Regions from separate parts of the Homo sapiens genome. Here regions 2 and 3 are each linked to region 1. The links are chromatin contacts, found by Hi-C or POLR2A ChIA-PET in ENCODE. All regions are on one chromosome and are shown on one strand. Each heading gives the region's core, a stretch centred on a gene start or an enhancer-like site at or near the end of the contact. The rest is flanking DNA. Distances are from core to core; before and after follow the strand shown. Region 1 overlaps ACSF2 (acyl-CoA synthetase family member 2). Region 2 holds the start of XYLT2 (xylosyltransferase 2). Region 3 holds the start of CACNA1G (calcium voltage-gated channel subunit alpha1 G).

Region 1 (4,876 bases), core at 2,246-4,745:
GTTTGGATCTCCCAAGGGTGAGGCAACCCCTAAGTTAAATGCACGATGATTACTGGGGTTGGGGCGTGTCAGGCATTTCTAAAGGGGAAAAGTTTGAAGCTGTTCAGGACTCCGGACGGGGCACTCCACAGCTCATTCTGCAGCTGTAGTGCTGGGAAGACCACGTATATCTTCTATTGATTGTTCATGCCTTGTGAGGGACAGTTTCTGGGAGGAACAAATTTCAAGGCAGAAGGAGCAAAACTGGGTTGCCCTGTAAATGGGTGAGGCAGCCACTACCATCCCACTGGAGGGTCTGTCACGACAGGGGCTGATGGAAAGGCTGTTTTCTTAGACTCCTCACCTGGGAAGTGAGGACAAGCGTCACAGTGAAGGAGGAACACTGCTGATGCTCTGAAGCTCGGGGGACACGGGGAGAATGCACCAGGCCAGGGACTCGAGGACCCGAGGTCTCAATGCAGGTGTGCTGCTGGCTGGGTGGGTGATGGGTGTCTTATGTCACAGCTCCTCCGCCCACCCTTGGTTTTAGCTACAGCTGCTGGGGTGGCTCCTTGGGAGTCTGCTGCCTGCTCAGGAACTTCCTCAATGTGGGAGTCCCTGGTTCTGCAGGCCAGCCCAGCCTGGAAGAGGAGCTCATGCCTCCAGGGACAGCAGTCAACCCCATGGGGCTGGAGCTCCAAGTCTCCCCTTTTCTGGGAGGTATCTGTACCTTCTCAGAGGTCCAGGTGAATGAAGCTCTTGTTGCCTAGGGTGATGATGTTAATAACATCCCCTCATCAGCTTCCCCACTCCCTGTTTACTCTCTCTACTTCCTATCCCCACTTCCTAGGATCACTCTCCAAAATAAACTACCTGCACCCAAGTCCTTGTTCTCAGGAGAATTCAAATTAAGACACAGGATTTCTCCTTTCTAAAGCTCACCTTCCCCACCTATAAAGTCTGGGAACTGGCCAGGAATGATGAATCACACCTGTAATCCCAGCACTTTGGGAGGCCGAGGTGGGTGGATCACCTGAGGTCAGGAGTTTGAGACCAGCCAGGCCAACATGGTGAAACCCCATCTCTACTAAAAATACAAAAATAAAACAGGCGTGGTGGTGCACGCCTGTAGTCCCAGCTACCCGGGAGGCTGAGGCAGGAAAATCTCTTGAATCCGGGAGGCGGAGGTTGCAGTGAGCCAAGATGGTGCCACTGCACACTCCAGCCGGACGGCAGGTGTTCAGCCTCACAACAAGCATCCTCCTATTCTCACAATGACCAGGAGTCCCATTTAGTTTGGAACTTGGTTTTCCATTATTCACCATGGTTTTCAGACCAAACAGTGGTCTCCTGGAAATTCTAATTGGGAAATCGGCAGGCTGATTTATGGGGGAAAAAAAAAAATCCAGTTCAATTGGCATATGTGTTTTCTCCTGTGTCTTCACAGCGGCTCTGACAGGTGGTGTGACAGAAACCCCAATAGGTCCTTCTTCTCTCATGACACACCCTCAGACATCTAGCTGGCCACGTTGTGTGGAATAAAGACCAGGTTTCCAAGCTTCCCCGGCAGCCGATCTGGCCAGATGGTGAGGTCCTGGCCAGTGGGGTTTAAAGAGAGATAGTGTGTGCAACTTCAGAGAAGAAACTTTCAGAGGAAGGGACATCTTCTCTTTTTTTTCTTCCTCAGGCTGGAATGCTGCTTGTGACGGGAAAAGAATGGTAGCATTTTGGACCACATAGTGATTTGGGGCACCACAGAGCAACAAGAGAGGAGCCTGACGCCTGGACAGCAGGAGCTACCACACCAGTCACAGACTGGCTGTCTCCCAGATAAAGAAACTCCCATCTCCTTTCTTTTTTCTTTTTTTTGCTTTTGAAAATTAAATTATTTATTTTGGGATATTTGTAGATTGATATGCAGATGTAAGAAATGATATTCAGGCCAGGTACGGTGGCTCATGCCTGTAATCCCAGCACTTTGGAAGGCCAAGGCAGGGGAATTGCTCAAGCCCAGGAGTTTGAGACCAGCCTGGGTGACAGAGCAAGACCCTGTCTCTAAAAAAAAAAAAAAAAAAAAAAAAATTTGGGACGGTCTTACTCTGTCGCTCAGGCTTGAGTGCAGTGGTGTAGTCATGGCTCACTGACTGCAGCCTGGACCTCCCGGGCTCATGTGATTCTCCCACCTCAGCCTCCTGTGTAGCTGGGACTACAAGTGTATGACCCCATGGTTGGCTATTTTTTTGTATGTTTTGTAGAGATGGGGTTTTGCCATGTTGCCCAGGCTGGCAATTTTTTTTTTTTTAAATTAGCTAGGCATAGTAGCATGCACCTGTACTCCTAGCTACTTGGGACGCTGAGGCAGGAAGATCTCTTGAGCCTAGTAGTTCAAGGTTGATTACACCCACTGCACTCCAGCCTGGGCAACAGAGCAAGAGCCTGTCTCAGAAACAACAACAACAACAACAACAACAGCACACACACACACACACAAACCCAAAACAACAACCACAAAAAACTACAAAAAAGAAACAATACAGAAATAGCTCATGCATTCTTCAGCATCAATATTCAAATTTTCCCAATGTTAACATCTTGCAAAACTATAGTACAATATTATAGCCAGGATATTGATATTGATAATAGTCAAGACACACAACCATTCCCTTGCCCCCATCTTCTTTCAGTCACTCTCAGTTTGGGTTTCTTTGAGACACACTAATATAATCCTAGAAAAATGCAGGTGAGGCCGAGCGCGGTGGCTCACGCCTGTAACCCCAACATTTTGGGAGGCTGAGGTGGGTGGATCATCTGAGGTCAGGAGTTTGAGACCAGCCTGGCCAACATGGTGCAACCCCGTCTCTACTAAAAATACAAAAAATTAGCTGGGTGTGGTGGTGTGTGCCTGTAATCCCAGCTACTCAGGAAGCCAAGGCAGGAGAAGCTTGAATCCAAGAGGTAGAGGTTGCAGTGAGCCGAGATTGTGTCACTGCACTCCAGCCTGGCCCACAGAGTGAAACTCCGTCCCAAATTTTAAAAAAATGTTTAAAAAAATGCAGGTGAGTATCATGAACTCCCATTCCACAGGTAAAGAAGCTGAAGTACAAAGAGATCAAGTGGATCACGTGGCGGATGAACACCCGAGCCAGGAGCAGAGGACCCGGTGCAACTGCCTCAACGTTACAGCCATGCCTGCCCATGCCCCACCCTCAGATCTGGGAGAAAGGAGAGGGCATAGGTGATTCCTGTTCCTTCTGGTTTGGAATTTATCTCCTATCTGATCATCAGAGATAATATAACCTCAATTTTATTATTCCACAATTTCTACTAACTGATCCCAAGAAACTGGGACCAGGGTAGGGCAGGGTTGAGTTGGAAACAGGTGGCTCTTCCAAGGAATTAAAAGAGTTCTACAAACTCATATCAATGCAATGTGCTCATAAACATAGGACCCACCCATCATTTCGAAAGAGGAAGCATAAACAAACCAATTCTCCTTCCTTGCCCACACCACAAATGCCTGGGGCATAAAGGGTGGCCACTTCTTTTTCTTTCTTTCTTTCTTTTTTTTAACTTTATTTTAAGTTCTGGGATACACGTGTAGAACGTGCAGGTTTGTTACACAGGTAAACGTTTGCCATGGTGGTTTGCTGCACCTATCAACCTGTCACCTAGGTATTAAGCCCTGCATGCATTAGCTATTTACCCTGATGCTCTCCCTCCCCCGGCCCCACCCCTCGACCCGACACTTCTTTTTCTATTTTTTCGTTTTGTTTTGAGACTCACTATGTCACCCAGGCTGTAGTGCAGTGGCACAATTACTGCTCACTGAAGCCTCAAGCTCTCAGGCTTAAGAGATCTTCCCATCTTAGCCTCCCAAGTAGCTGGGACTACAGGTATGAGCCACGGTGCCCCAACTTCTATTCTTAAAGGGATTTGGTTTTAGGAATTTTTTTTTTCAATGCGACATGGGAAGCTTAAGGAGTTAGAGGAAAAACAGCAGTGCCAGTTGTTCTCAACTCAGAACTAAAGTAACTACTTGGAAAGGCATCAGCTACTTAGCATGGGTGTTGTAAAACCCAAGGCTCTCAGGGCCCAGGTGGGACTGAGACCAGATAGGAGCCTTGAAGAAACAAAGCACAGCCCCACCTTAAAGGTGCCAGCAGAGGGCTGGCTCCTGAGAACTCAGGCCCAGATCTGAGTAGAGAAGTCAGGAGCAAGAAATTTTATTTTTTAAGAATTCTCTTGACTTTCCAGTGTTGGCAACTAATGTGTTCACTGCTTTATCCCAAGTGTCTGAGTGCCAGGAACATAAGAGGTGCTCAGATGAATGACCAAATGAATGAATTAAAAATAATGCACATAATGACTCAATTAAAAAATAGTAGACATCTTGCTGAAGGTAATCTATGAATGGCTAACAAGCAGATGAAACGCAAATTAAAACCACAATGAGGTACCACATCATGCTCACTTGGAAGGCAAAAAAATAAAATAAAATCAAGGGCTGGGCGCGGTGGCTCACGCCTATAATCCCAGCACTTTGGGAGGCCAAGGCGAACAGATCACCAGAGGTCAGGAGTTCGAGGTCAGCCTGGCCAATATGATGAAACCTTGTCTCTACTAAAAATACAAAAATTAGCCGGGTGTGGTTATGGGTGCCTGTAATCCCAGCTACTTGGGAGGCTGAGGCAGGAGAATCGCTTGAACCTGAAAGGTGGAGTTTGCAATGAGCCAACATTGTGCCATTGCACTCCAGCCTGGGTGACAAGAGCAAAACTCTGTCTCAAAAAAATAAAAAATAAAAAAACAAAATAACAAGTGTTGGCAAGCATGTGAGGACACTGTAATCCTTATATATTGCTAGTGGGAATGTAAAATGATTCAGCTGCTTGGAAAA
Region 2 (4,732 bases), core at 823-3,322, 110 kb after region 1:
TCATCTATTTTATTTTTGTATCCCCAGTATTAGCACAGTGTCTAGTACAAAGTAGGACTTCACACCTATTTGTGGAATGAATGAATGAATGAATGAATCGTATTCCCAATGCACAGTGCTGGGATAATAAGAGTTATTTATTTACTGACAGCTGAGCATGTGCCAGGAACTCCTGCAAGTGCTTCACAGGCATCATTTTCACTTAATCTTTATAATCACCTAACACGGGAGGTGCCATTATTATCCCCATCTTGAGGAGGGATACTGATAAGGATAAGGGAGGAGGCAAAGTGATTTGCTGGTGGTCTTCTCAGGGTCAGAGCTGGAAGAGAGTGGTGAAGTGGGTGGTCCAGCTTCAGCACTCACCTTCCCATGCACCCCGTTATGCTGCCTGGCAACCCCAGAGTCAGGTGAGGGAGCAGCTGAGGGGGTCCAAGCAGCAATGGGTGCCTGGACCGCACAAGCTTTTTCAAACATTCCAGCCCAGGATTCCCCTATTCATTCAGCCAGGAAGCTGGAGGAGGAGGTGGTGGGGGATGGGGGCGGTAGCCCAGAGTGGTCACATATTCCAGGGTCAGAGGGCTCCCTAACTGCTTTGGCAGCCCATTCCATCTTGGAATGTCCCATCTGCCCAAACAGTCTTCTTACACTGGGCCTGAAACACTCTCCTACTTGCTTGTCCTACTTGTAGGTCTACACCCCACGGATGTCACGGAGCCAGCCCCACCCCCGCCCCCACCTCCTTTTGGAGTTATGGTCTCATGTGACTCTGTTCCAGCCCCCATCACCATCCCACCCTCTGGGTTCTCCCAAAAAAAGGCAAGGGCAGCTCTTCTGTCTCCACACCAGGCCTTCCAGACTGGCGAGATGCGGTAAGGGGTCGCGGGTATCGGGGCTTGCCGGAGGACAGCAGCAGATAGAGTCTCTGACCCGGAGCCCTGGAGGCAGCAGAACAGGGGCGCTGGGGGCAGGGAGGTCCTGACCTCTGGGCCACAGCTTAGGGCTGTGGTGTGGCCTGTCCTCTCCATCTCCGCAGCACGAACCCAGACCCAATGGACCCTTCCTCACCACACCGCTGAGGTGTCTGAGCCTCCCGCTGAAACCACATCGGGGAAGAGGGAGAAAGACCCTCGAGGCAGGGACTTGGGGGCTGAGACGGCTGTTGGTTGCCCCTGCTCTGCGGCTGGGGCTCTGTTACAGTCCCCATTCCCTTAAAGCCAGAGGGCCCCTCCCTAATTCCCTAAGGTCCTGAGGCCAACTCACCAGCTCAGTTCCTCCTCTCCCTGCCCTCCGGAGACCCATCCAGGTTCTTCAAACCCCCGGCTGAGGAAGCCACACCTCGGGAATACTCCAGTTCTCTCCTTCGGCGTCACTCCCTGTTCCTTCAGTTCCCGGGTACACACTTTGTCCCAGGCCTGAATTCCACCCCCGAGCTCCCCTTCCTCACCGGCCGCTGCCCCTCGGGCTCAGCTGGGGAAGGACGCCCTGAGTCCCTTGGCCCTACTCCTCCGCCCACGGCGCGCATATCCCCGCCCCCTCCCAACTTCAGAAAGTTTGGCCTGGGGCTCCCCACCTCCGAGCAGGTTCGGGCCCAGCCCCGCCTCCCAGCCCCGCTCGCCGCGCCTGACCTTCATCGCTCCCTTGGCCGGAGACCACCCTAGCATGACCTGCTCCCCCCGCCCGACTCCCAATCCACCAGGGCCCGGGTCTCCAGGTCACGCACTGCCCCCGCGCGCAGCTCCCTAGGCCTGCTGGGGAAGGGAGTGCCGGGGGCCGGATGCTCCGCTCTGGGCGACCGCCGGCGCCCCGCACGCACGCACGCGGCCCGTGCCCCACTTCCCCGGCTGGGGCCGCCCGCAGCCCCGCCAGGACCCCGCGCGCCCCCGCGCCCGGCCTGCCCGCCCGCCCGGCCGTCGGAGCACCTCGCCCGCCTCGTCCTCCTCCAGGCCGCTGAAGCTCCACACTACCAGGCCCTGCAGCAGCAGGATGGCCAGCGCCGTGGCAATCGCCAGCTTGTAGCGCCGCACCAGCTTCTGCACTCGCGCGCTCGCCACCATCTTCCTGCCCGGGACGCGGGGCGCGCGCCCAGCCCTGCAACCCGGCCGCGAGCGCGCGCACGGGCGCGGGGCTGAGCCGCCCCCCCTCCTCCACGCCTAGGGAGGCGGGCCGGGCGCGCGCCGGGGCGGGGCCGGGGGCGGGGCCTGCGGGGCCAAAGCACGGCGCACCGCAGGCTAGGGGTGGAGCCGGGGCTCGCAACACCTTCAGTCCCGGCAGTCGCGGGCGTGGGCTTGAGCGCGTGCCTTCTGCGCTCGTGTCTCCGCCGGTGCCCCTGGCTCCCACGTGTGCTCCCCTCCACCTGGACGGCGAGCGCCTGGTGCTGGGGAGTGGAGGGTCTGCGGCACAACCTCTCTTGCCTGGTGTCGGGGGTCGTGGGCGAGTTCAGTCCCACGCGGGTAAGCTCTCGGTCCCGGGGGCCCAGGGAACGCCAGGGCTCCCAGAGACGCCGCCTTGGGAGAGGGCGTGTGAGAGCCACAGGCGTCTGCTTAAAAACCTGGAGGCCGCACCTGCGGGGCAAAGTCTAACCCCTTGACTGGCATCAGAGAGCCTTCACGAATCCTCCTTTCCGCTCTGCGCTCATCCTAAGCATCCTCAGGCCGCTCCCAGAGTCGTGGTTCTCAAACTACTCTAGCGTGTGTTGGAGTCTCTTGGAGGTCTTGATAAAACAGATTTTTAGTGCCCCTCCTCCCTCCCCCAGAGTGTCTGCTTTGGTAGGTCGGTAGTGAGGCCTAAGCATTAGAATTTTCAGCAGGTTCCCAGGTGATGCTGATGCCTTTGCTCTGGGACCAAACTTGGAGAACCAGTAGACCTCGACACATGCTGCTCCCTCTGCCAAGTCCCCACCCCCTACACCATCAGTGGCATCCTCCCTGTGCGTCCCCAGCACTGTGCAGTGAGCACCAATCATACATCCGGTCGTGACTGCTCTGGGATCTCGCCCTGCCTTGGACACCCAGCAATGCTCAAGAAATGTTGCGGAAAGCAAGCAGGGGAGGCCCAGATTCCCGTCTAACCAGCTGTCCCTAACATTTGTTTGAGAACCCGGCGTGTTCAATGAGCACCGCATTGGACAAGGTCTAAGCACCTGCGGCCTTCCCTAAGCCTGGCAGGCCCATGGAGAGAGGGAAGGCGAGAAGAGCAAAACAGTGGCCACCAAAGCAAGGTGAATCCCCAGCTGGGGAAGCCAGGCACTGGGAGGAGGAAGTCATAAAAATAGCAAACACAAGTTAGAAGGTTTAAAGGGAAGACGTTAGGAACCACTACAGAGAGGTCTGGAAAGAGAAGTGGCTTACAAAAAAAAAAGTTTGAAAAGTTAGAAGGCCATGATGGAGGGGTTTGGAAGTTGCCACAAGGTTGGGTTGATGAGAGAATTCTAAACTGATGTGTACAGGATACACAAGCATTTGATGGTACATAAATAACCTCCTTTAATCGTCTTCTGCGCTTTAGCATTTGTAATCATTCTGTTCCTCCGCGTTTGTTAAATGGGAGAATTGTAAACTATGTTTCCGACGACAGTTTGGCTACTTAAGAGAGCCTACACTTCAATGATTTTGGAAAACATCAGTTGACATCCCGGCAATTGATATGTTAATTAAATATTGATCTTGTGTGCTCATTAAATCAGATCCTCTAGGGACTTCTACCTGCCAAGAATTCCCCCCACAACAATGAAAATAGCTTTATTTTTCACTGATTATATAAGTAATAAATATCCATTATATAACATTTAAACACTAAACGAATAAGAAAAAAAGTAAAAGTCACCTACAATCCCACCCCTTAAGATGATCATCATTAACATTTTAGTGGCTATCCTTTCCTTTCCTTTCCCCCATTTCTCTCTTTTTTTTTTTTTTTTTTTTGAGACGGAGTCTGCTCTGTTGCCCAGGCTGGAGTGCAGTGGCGCGATCTCGGCTCACTGCATGCTCTGCCTCCCAGGTTCACGCCATTCTCCTGCCTCAGCCTCCCAAGTAGTAGCTGGGACTACAGGCGCCCACCACCACGACTGGCTAATTTTTTTTTTTTTTGTATTCTTAGGAGAGACGGGGTTTCACCGTGTTAGCCAGGATGGTCTCAATCTCCTGACCTCATGATCTGCCCACCTCAGCCTCCCAAAGTGTTGGGATTACAGGCGTGGCCACCGCGCCTGGCTTTTTTTTTTTTTTTTTTTTTTTTTTTTTTTTTTTGAGTCTCGTTCTGCCACCCAGGGTGGAGTGCAGTGGTACAATCCCGGCTCACTGCAACCTCTGCCTCCCGGATTCAAGAAATTCTCCTGCCTTGGTCTCCCGAGTAGCTGGGGTTATAGGTGCGCGCCACCATGCCCGGCTTATTTTTGTATTTTTAGTAGAGACGGGGTTTCACCATGTTGGCCAGGCTATTCTCAAACTCCTGACCTTGTGATCCACCTGTCTCGGCCTCCCAAAGTGCTGGGATTACAAGCATGAGCCGCCGAGCCCAGCCCACTGTTGTTTTTTTTTTTTTTTTTTAAACAAATTCGTTATCTGGTTATTGTGGTGCCTGTAATTCCCAGCTACTCAGGAGGCTGAGATAGGAGGATCGCTTGAGCCCAGGAATTTGAGACCAGCCTGGGCAACATGGCAAGTTGTCTCTAAAAAATAATTAAAAATAAAATCCCAGATTATTGAGGTATAGCATGCATAGACTGGCTTAG
Region 3 (4,184 bases), core at 1-2,500, 110 kb before region 1:
GCCTGGATCCCCACCCCCCCAACCCAGGAAGACTGAGGTGTGTGTACGCAGGTGGGGTAAGCCCGGGTTACCGACGAGACCTGCTCGCGTCTCCGCTCCCACTCTGGTGCCCCCTCCCCTCCCTGGCAGCCCCCCCCCCATCCGCCTACCCTCCGGGCTCACTTCGACTCACCTGGCGGTGGGTCTTCTTCCCCCCCGACCCCCGGCGGTGCGGCCCGTCCCCCTTCTGACCCCGCGCCTGGCCGTCGTGCCCCGAAGGATATGGGTTACAGACCGTGCGGAGACACCAGCTCCGCGGGCGGCTGTCCTGGCTCAAGTAGAAGAAAACCACCGGGGCCAGCGCCGGGTACGGCAGCCCCTCCGCCTCGGAGTCCGCGCTGCCCGGGTCCTTTTCTGCTGACCCCGGCCCCGGCCGGCCCCCGGCCCCCGACAGGTCGTTGAGCCGCATGAAGCTCCGGGGCTGTCCCGACTCCTCGGCGCCCGCTCCATCCTCCTCCTCGTCCATCCTCTGGCCAGCCGGGGCCCCGGGCGATCCGGAGAGGGGCAAGCGGCGCCCCTCAGAGGAGGTGTCCTCACGCAACCCGGGGGCCCCGGCGGGGGCACATCTGGTGGGCTCTAGGGCGCAAGCTGAGCCCCCGGGAGGGCCAGTTCAGCCCAGCTCCCCCTGCCCGCAGGGGCATGCTGCCCGCGGGGCGCCGGGGCGCAGGGAAACCCCGCCCGGCGCGAGTCCCGCTTCCCCTGCGCCCCTGGGGCTTCCCGGGCCAGCCGGCCGGCTCCCCCTCACTTTGTTCCGGCTTCTTCGCTTCGCGCCCAGGCTCCGGTTGCCGGATTCGGCGCTACCTTCGGCGAAGCCGCCCCGAGAGGGCGAACGAAAAGGGGGGCAGCGGCGGAGGGCGGGGGTCCGGGGAGGGGCGCCCCCTCTTCCCGCGGCGCAGCTGGAGCCGGATCTAAGGGGTCAGCATCGTCCCGGCTCCGCGCCAGGCGGCGGGGGAGGGGAGGAGGGATCTCTTTAGGGGTGGGCTTGGAGGGGGTGGGGGCGGCTCCTTCCCCCGCCCCGCCGCGGGCTCACTGTCCGGGAGGGGCGGGGAGACAGTGGGGGGCAGTCCCGGGCGGGAGTGGAGGCGGAGATGCCGCCGCCGCAGCCGCCGCGGTGGCTGCCGCTGCCGTAGCTGTCGCCGGCGCCACAGCCTCCTCCTCCGGCCGAGACGCGGAGCGAGCGAGCGAAAGCGGCGGCGAGGAGCCCCGCGCACACCACAGCTGGATCCCTCACTTCAACTTCAAGCCTCGGCCCCGCCCCCAGACAGCCCCGCAGCCAATCGCCGGACGCCGCCGGCCCCGAGCCGCGCGCCCATTGGCCGTCCGCCGTGGCAGTGCGGGCGGGAGCGCAGGGAGAGAACCACAGCTGGAATCCGATTCCCACCCCAAAACCCAGGACCGCCCCTCTCCCCTCCCCTTGCCCCTGGGTCCGCTCCCGAAGGCTGGAGCCAATCAGACTGCTGCCCAGACCGAACCCACTTTCCTATTGGCCATTGGGGTCTTTGGGACTCCCTTGGAGGGAGCCCGAAGAATCAGAGTATTCGGCGCGGGGTCCTGGCGTAGGGCCGCAGGCCCCAGGCATCCTTTGTCCACGACCCCTGATTTGGGCAGCAGCCGGAGGACGGAGCTCAGCTCTGGGCGGGCCTGGGGAAGAAAGGAGACAGGCGGCACGGGGGTGAGGGTTGTCACCAGGGGGTCCCAGAGCGAAATCCCAGGTCTCCACCTGGTTAATCTCCCACCCTGGAGTTGAGCTTGGCTGCGGGACTGGGGGAGGGAAGGAGCGGAGCTGGATGTCCTGGGGGTGGGGCTTCAGGCTGGAGGGGCCCAGTCTTGGAGAAACGGGCGGAGCTCGAGAAAGGCTAGGGTAGGCATGGTCTGGGCGTGGCCTCCACAAATCTCTTGGGCTTATTGGTCATACTCCCGAGTCAATTCTGAGACTTCGACCCTGACCTCGTAACCCTAACCCGCTGGACCTGACCTCACATTGACGCTCCTGGGCTTCATCCCTTTGCCCCTAGGGACCTTTTGAAGGGCGTGGACTCCACGCAGGGGCTTCGTGCTTGAACACGTGGCCCCAGGCAGGTCGCGCTGGACCGCAGAGCCCGGATCCCCAGGAGGGGCTGCGGAGCAGAGCGAGGACCCCTAAGAAGGAACCTGTGGGGGTCTCGAGTGTGTGGGAGGGGGCGGAAGCACAGAGCTGGGCTTTATCGACTCGACCTTCAAAGTCCCCACCACCGCCACCCCCCAACTTCGTGCCTCAGTTTCTCTTAAGTCCCTATGTGGCTTAGGGAAAGAGTGTCCGCGGAACTGGAACTTCGCGGGTCTGCCGCCTTCACTCACTCACCTTAACCCTACCGGCAGCGGGCCCTCGTGGGTTTGTGCTTTCCACGCGTGCACACGCACGCGCAGACCCCGGCCCTTGCCCCGCCTACCTCCCCGAGTTCTGGGGCTCAGTCGGCTCTAGCTCTCTCCTGCCGCCGGCGCCACTCCAGAAAGCTGTGGGTACCCGGGAGCGGAGCGCCGCGGGTGTGCTGGGCGCCGGTGGAGGGGGGAACAGCGAGGATTAGACGCCGGGAAGCACTTCCCCAACATCTGCGAGAGGTAGACACGGCGGAACCTAGTGGGTCAGTCAGTTCCCTCTCCGGAGATTTTGGGGCGCTTGCGCCACTGCGGAGAGGCGGCGGGATGGGTCGGATGACCTCCATCACCACCCCTCACTTTGCTGAGGCCATCACCCCTGGGCGTTGTTCACTCTCCTAAGGCTGCACCACCCACGCAGCCCCCGCGCACCTCCCGCCACCGCAGAGGGTTGGGGTCGTCTCAGTTCCCGCCCCGGCCGATGGGGGGAGGGGATGGGGGAAGTGGCAGAGTGGCTGCTGCGCCGTCGTCTCCCTGGTTGCCCTTTCGCCGAATCCATGCACAGAGTTGTGTAAATGAGGCCGGGCGGGCTCATTTGCATTTCATGCTAATGAGCAGATCCCCTAAGTGCCTTTTTTTCCTGGCGGGAGTCTCTGCTCTCATTCTGAGTATGCGGCGCCTGAGTCTTGAACCCCGTGCCGTCTTCTGGGAAAGGGGGGCTATTTATGGTTGCTCCGCGCGTCTGACACCTTCTTCCCTCCCGAGAGGCCGCAGTCTGCCGGGTCGGCCTGCCCTTCCCGCCAGGATAGAGGCCCCGGGGCTGGCGCGAGAAGTAGGGACGCCCAACACCCCTTCTTTGCAGAGGGGAAAATGAGGACAGAGAGGCTGGCCCAGCCCAATGATCAGGTCCCCTGGTGGTCAGCAGGCCCCACACCCTCATCCATCATCCCGGCCACCCCTGGGCTCTGGACTGAACTCTGTTCTAGAACATGCCCGAAAGGAGGGCAGGCACAAACGCACCATCTAGATAAATTGAGATCCACATGCACTTCCCTGGGTTCAGGACCTAGGGGAGACCGGCCACGCAAGACAGGATCTGATCCCTGTACTCGGCATGTTGGGGCTGATGGCCAGTCGGAGATGCTTACCCTTAGCCTGAGTGCCAGAGAGGAGGCAGAGGCAGAACCTACAGGGAAGGCAAAGAAGACCTGAAACCATCTTTATTTAACTCCAGCCCTCCAAGCCTCAGCTCTGACATCACCTCCTCAGAGTGGCCTTCTTTCCAGCAAGTATTTCAATGCCACTTAAGTGCCAAGGTGCTTAGGATACAGCACCGAGCCAGACACAAGTCTGGAACTTCACAGCACTTAGCCCAGGCTGGGATTATATGTTTGTGTTTGCAGTAATGAAATGATCATCTCCCTATCTAGGCTCTGTGTTCCCAGAGGGGCTATGTTCATTTTGCTCACTAGGGCCTTGTCTAGTGTCGGGCACAAAGTTGTTAGGTGAATGAATGACCTCAGGCAGGGAAAGGGAAACAAAGGGACAAGAAATTCCTTTCTTTGGGCCTCAGTTTCTCAACAAAGACACTAAGCCTAACTAAGAGTTTTTCTGGGTTTGAGGAAGAACCCCCCCCATATATACCCTGCTCAGCCAGCCCCTCCAGCCCCCTCCAGCCCTGCCTTTACCCCTCCCTCACAGCCCATCTGGCTCCCTGCGGAGCTAAGATAATCTTCCCATCTGTGATACCCTTTGCTCAGGGATGATACAACCATTATCCCATTTAGTCA

The links. A loop is a pair of places that touch in the nucleus more often than their neighbours do. ChIA-PET counts read pairs that join two places held with the same protein, here RNA polymerase II (POLR2A). Pooled maps may share reads with other maps.
Region 2: a loop to region 1 is called in a pooled map, with 2.0 times the contacts of the local background. The contact joins the promoter of XYLT2 here to the enhancer-like site in region 1. A Hi-C loop is called at or near these places in 1 of 50 pooled maps. POLR2A ChIA-PET finds 5 or more read pairs at or near these places in 5 of 52 experiments (A673, Caco-2, GM12878 and 2 more).
Region 3: a loop to region 1 is called in a pooled map, with 2.5 times the contacts of the local background. The contact joins the promoter of CACNA1G here to the enhancer-like site in region 1. A Hi-C loop is called at or near these places in 1 of 50 pooled maps. POLR2A ChIA-PET finds 5 or more read pairs at or near these places in 2 of 52 experiments (HEK293T and K562).

The regions. Positions count from the first base shown.
Region 1 is chr17:50,451,355-50,456,230 of GRCh38, reverse strand. All of the region lies in intron 1 of ACSF2 (acyl-CoA synthetase family member 2), which reads right to left. Among named protein-coding and RNA genes, the nearest start is that of CHAD, 15 kb to the left of the region's middle. Within about 2 kb of position 3,495, at least 4 of the 41 ENCODE cell types and tissues checked have a DNase peak (open chromatin) inside an H3K27ac peak, as active enhancers do.
Region 2 is chr17:50,343,466-50,348,197 of GRCh38, reverse strand. XYLT2 (xylosyltransferase 2) reads right to left here and starts at 2,072. Exons shown (of 11, transcript NM_022167.4): 1 at 1,923-2,072. The coding sequence starts at 2,057. RefSeq lists silencers at 656-950, 1,766-1,855, 1,926-2,025, 2,086-2,285.
Region 3 is chr17:50,557,781-50,561,964 of GRCh38, reverse strand. CACNA1G (calcium voltage-gated channel subunit alpha1 G) reads right to left here and starts at 1,250. Exons shown (of 38, transcript NM_018896.5): 1 at 264-1,250. The coding sequence starts at 505. It overlaps CACNA1G-AS1 (CACNA1G antisense RNA 1), which reads left to right. Exons shown (of 2, transcript NR_038439.1): 1 at 1-37. RefSeq lists enhancers at 1-291, 1,651-1,700 and a silencer at 1,051-1,430.